2 separate regions of the Homo sapiens genome follow, and region 2 is linked to region 1. Evidence: read pairs that join two places in POLR2A ChIA-PET (ENCODE). Cell type or tissue: GM12878. All regions are shown on one strand.

What was found. ChIA-PET counts read pairs that join two places held together with the same protein. Peaks named below come from ENCODE experiments on the same cell type or tissue, not always from the same donor. Only the 100,000 strongest peaks of a DNase experiment are listed, where the experiment ranks them.
Region 2: POLR2A ChIA-PET joins it to region 1 with 9 read pairs; 6 of 35 experiments call an interaction of 5 or more read pairs at or near these places.

The regions. Positions count from the first base shown.
Region 1 is chr3:127,735,387-127,737,886 of GRCh38, reverse strand. The region is part of intron 3 of MGLL (monoglyceride lipase); the gene reads left to right. Among named protein-coding and RNA genes, the nearest start is that of ABTB1, 64 kb to the right of the region's middle. In GM12878, no CTCF peak of the experiment used is centred here; a DNase peak (open chromatin) is centred at 1,496; H3K4me3 peaks cover 1,204 bases; H3K27ac peaks cover 2,194 bases.
Region 2 is chr3:127,834,090-127,836,589 of GRCh38, reverse strand. The region is part of intron 4 of LOC107986129 (a long non-coding RNA gene); the gene reads left to right. Among named protein-coding and RNA genes, the nearest start is that of MGLL, 13 kb to the right of the region's middle. In GM12878, no CTCF peak of the experiment used is centred here; DNase peaks (open chromatin) are centred at 508 and 1,069; H3K4me3 peaks cover 2,073 bases; H3K27ac peaks cover 2,450 bases.

The sequences.
Region 1 (2,500 bases):
GGATCACCTGCGGTCAGAAGTTCGAGACTAGCCTGACCAACATGGTGAAACCCCATCTCTACTAAATACAAAAAATTAGCCAGGTGTGGTGGTGCATGCCTGTAATCCCAGCTACTTGGGAGGCTGAGGCAGGAGAGTTGCTTCAACCCGGGAGGTGGAGGTTGCAGTGAGCCAAGATTGCGCCATTGCACTCCAGCCTGGGCAAGAAGAGCAAAACCCTGTCTCACAAAAAAAAAAAAAAAAAAAAAAAAAAAAAGAAGCAGTTGATGATTTCACTGTGTCCTGGAGGTGGCCAGTGATGTCCTGGAATTGCAAATGACCCGGGCAGATGTTCCAGTGCGGAGAATACAGGGCCGCTTTGGTCTGCAGCCTCAATTTTCATAATGACCCTTATCATGGCAGTGGGCATTTATTGAGTGCTTCCTGTGTGCCCCGCTCTGTGCTAGCCATCATCCATTCCCTCCCTCACTAATTCTCACAGCACCTTCTGACGTGGGCTTGTGAGTGCCCCTTATTGCAGGTGACGAGGCTGAGCCTTCAGGAAGTGAAGTCACTGCCCAAGGTCACACAGAGGTGACCTCCACCTTACTACAGTCACACATCAGAGGGTGCTGTGAGGATTAGTGAGGGAGGGAATGGATGGTGGCTAGCACAGAGCAGGGCACACAGGAAGCACTCAATAAATGCTCACTGCTATGATAAGGGTCATTATGAAAATTGAGGCTACAGACCAAAGTGGCCCTGTATTCTCCTCACTGGAACATCTGCCCAGGTCATTTGTAATTACTGGCCACCTCCAGGATACAGTGCTACTGGCCTTAGCCTCCTCATCTTCCAACTGGTAGATGGTGACTCTTCCCTCCCAGCTTGGGTTATTATTAAACAAGAGGAGGGCCGGGCGCAGTGGCTCATGCCTGTAATCCCTGCACTTTGGGAGGCCGAGGCAGGTGGATCATTTGAGGTCAGGAGTTCTAGACCAGCCTGGCCAACAAGGTGAAACCCTGTCTCTACAAAAAATACAAAAATTAGCCAGGCGTGGTGACATGCGCTTGTGGTCCCAGTTACTCGGGAAGCTGAGGCAGGAGGATCATTGGAGCCCAGGAGGTCGAGGCTGCAGTGAGCCGAGATTGCACCACTGCACTCCAGCCTGGGTGACAGAGTGAGACCCTGTCTCAAAAAATAAAAATACACAAATAAATAAATAAACAAACAAGAGGAGTAGCAGGCCTGATGGCCTGGCATGGGGCCAGGCATACCGCAAGTGCTTAACAAATGAGGCTCTTTTCTCTTTGCCTTCATTACATCTTAGCTGAATTCAAATTTGGAATAGTGCTTATTCATTCATTAAACCCAGGTGAAAGGAGCCCTTCCCCTCACCCAGCCCTGCCTGGGCAGGGATGCATGAAGCTGAAGTCTCCAGGGCAGCGGAGCCATTTCTCACGTGTTCTCTCTAGGACCAGACTCATTTACTCTTTGTGACTCATTACTCTTTTTCGCTGACCCAACTCCTGCCTTTTCTGGAAGCTCTGGGATCCTGACTTCAGCTGTTTTTAGTTGCTTATCACCCAGGCTTTCTAAAAGTTTCACTTCTTGTTAAAAAATATAGTATCTCACATCCTAGAGTAATGAACGTCCATTTTTTTAAAGCAATTTGCTTTTCCTCATGCAATCTTCTTTGTTTTTTAAAGTGATACTTAACAATAATTTCAGCAGAAGTGAAACTTGGGTTGCCAGGTGTCTGTACTTTTATTAGGTTTGACTGACCCTGAGCTCCAAACAATGGAACTAGCACTGTTTGGGAACTTCTGTAATCTCACAGAGGACAACAGATCTAACTGAATGTTTTCAAGGGAAAATAAAAAGGTCTGTTCCATGTTAAACCTGGGAGCTTTTAGCGTGAAGGAACTGAGCCGAAAGATGGTTTAACGCTTGCACTCTAAGAGAGCCAGGATTCTAACTGAAGGTGCAGACCAGCTGCCCCATCTCTTTGCAGAGCTGAACAGGAGAAAATCCTTGTAAGTGGGAGAGATGCAGACTAGATTCAGAAGGATCTTCCCCTGGAAGGATGCGAGCACCAAGAGAATGCCAGAATTTATACATTTTTCTCCTCTGAAACCATACAAAGGGAGGGAATGGGAGAAGGCGGGGAGCGAGCACGTGCTGGAAACCCACCTTTTGCCAGGTATGTTCAGCTGTTTCATTTATTCCCCCAACAACTTGATGAGTAGACAGGAGGTGACTGGAGGTAACTACAATCTTGGAATTTGTGTTTCATTCTCTTGCTTTTTTATTTTATGTGTTTATCACATAAGTATGAGTCTCTAAAAATATGTATATTTGCTTTTGCTTGTTTTCTTAACATTATAAAATGGAGTCATACTTACTCAGTCTTCTGTGATTTGCTTTCTTCACTTTGTGTTTCTTTTCTAAGACTCATCAGTGCTGCTTTGTGCAGCTCTAGTTTATTTGCTTTTCACTACTGTGTGATAATCCATTTGCC
Region 2 (2,500 bases), 99 kb before region 1:
GTGGTTAGAAAAGAAAGAGCATTGCCTAGTGTTTCAAAAACAAAGAAAACAAATGTTCACATAGACCTGCTACAGATTTGAAGGCTAGGAGAGAGGCTTGTGGCAGAGTGTGAGTGAGAGATCCCAAGCATCCTAATTCCTGGTTTCTAATTTCTTTTCATACCTGAAACACTAAGAATCCATTGGGAATGAATGGCGGTGATGTAAATAGTACCCTTGTTCTCATCTGGATTTGGCTGCCAGGTTACAAGTTGCTCCATAACTCTGGACAAATCACCTCACCTCTCTTGTCTCAATTGCTTTGTCTACAAAATGACACTTTAAGACTAGATGATGTCTCGGACACCTTCCAGCTATAAAGTTCCCCCCAAGGCTTTCCAGTTTTGCTTAATACACAAGGGAATGTGCACTTAGCATTGCATAAGGTAGCTTGGCTTTGTAAGATACGTGTTATCAGGTACGTGGTGTTTCCAAAGCAGTTTAGAGGGAGAGGTGACACTGTTTCACAGATAAGAATATAGTTCACACATAAAGTATTTACTCTATGGCAAGTATTGCTGTAAGCACTTTAATATGTTCATTCATTTAACCTTCACGATAATTATGTGAATTATATACTCTTATTACCTCCATTTTACTGATGAGGAAACTGAGGTGCAAAAAGGCTAAGTAACTTGTTCCAGGCCACAGAGCTTGTAAGTCCAAGAAGTGTTTCAGCTCCTAGGGTCAGTACCCTTAACCAGTACACACCGTGTAGCTTCTCTGACTCAAAGTAGTCAATTAAAAAACAGAACACCCACCCACCCCCGCCCAACACACACACACACACACACACACACACACACACACACAAATGCTGTTGTTTAGAAAGGCTGTGTAGTTTGCTTCCCTCCCCAACAACCTTGCCTAAATTACCTGGAAATATCTATACATATGTAGCAGTTTCTGCAGTTACCCAACCCTTCACTGGACTTTCCCCACCTAAACATAACTACCACCTCATTTGCCTTTGATGGTGAAACTTTAGTATGAGGTCAAGGGCATCTATTTCAAAAGAAGTCTAAAAAAACTTTTTTCAAAAAATAACGTAGGAAGATACACATGTGTGACCCACCACTTTTATTTGCGAGCAGAGTCTACTTTATTTGTACTTATAATGACCTTAGTGGAACATTTTTCAGCGTGTGCAACTTTGAACTGCTTCACTAACCAGATTAGTCAGGGGAAGAATTTCTCCTTCACTGGTGAGTCCAAATCTTATTACCGTGCTTGGGCCCGGTTACTAATTGCTGACATTCTGGACTTGCCAAATGCATTTAAAGAAGATGGCATGTGGGCGGGAACCTATATTTTCATCTTGGTAGATTTGATTGTACTTAATGGCCTTTCCCAATAGGCCTGGCCCTTGTGCTTTTAAATACAGAGCAAAAAATAGCTGTTCACAGCAAGACTGTTTCTAAGAGCTGGGAGGACCCTTGGAGACCATCTGGGCCAAGCTTTATCTTGACCCACAGGAAGCTGAAGCCCAGAAGTGAAAAATCATGTTGATGTGGAGGGCACCTCAGCCAGGAGGGGCTGTAGGCAGGTCACAGGCAGAGTGGGGGCCACACCCAGCTCTCCCTCCTGGGCTCCTCCCTGTGTGTCTCCAGCCTCGGCAAGGCCACGCTACTTACATGATGGCTTTGTCACATCTATGACCCACAAGCTCTGTTATTTATGTAATACCTTTCTTTAAATCAACCCATGTTTTAAACTTCATTTATTTTGAAAGCTTTCTTTAAATAGAAAATGGACACTTCCCACACAATAACGTCGCCCTACAATGGAGAAAGTATGGGAGGTGGACGGATCGGGTTCACAGACTTGTTCTGCCATTTCCTCGTAGGGCAATTGGCAAGCAAAGGAACTTCTTTGCTGTGCAGTTTCCTCAGCTGTAAAATTCATGCTAGTGCTGACCCCATAGGATGATAAGGGCATTATTGGCATGGGCACCTGTTAATTTACTTCCCTATTTTGATTCCCATTGATGCAATTTCTGCAGGAACTACACTAAAAATATTCAAAATGTTCTGTTTGGTTTTTCCCACATGACCTTTAGTGGTCAAAGAAAGGCAGGAGAGTGCCTTTGACTGCCACACCTGCCCTTCCAATGACATCTACAACTGTGTCCTCATGGAAGAAGAAATTGATGGCCAAGTCGACTCTCAGGAGCATTCAACGGGAGAAAATGAGCTTTTCTGCACCCACACACATTGTTTAAGAGCTTATATTCACATTTAATACCTAGCTGTCTGGGGGCCTCTAATGACCATAGTTCCTTTCTCAACCATGCTCGTTAATGGCCCCAAATCTCCTATGCAGAAAGAATTTAAGACTTCATGGAAAAATTGCTAAAGGGTGCCAAGGTGGAAACGATTTGGGGAAAATTTTTCTACACACTTCAACAAGGTAGAATAATGGAGTCAATAAACCCTGCCATACCAACATTAAGGATATTTAT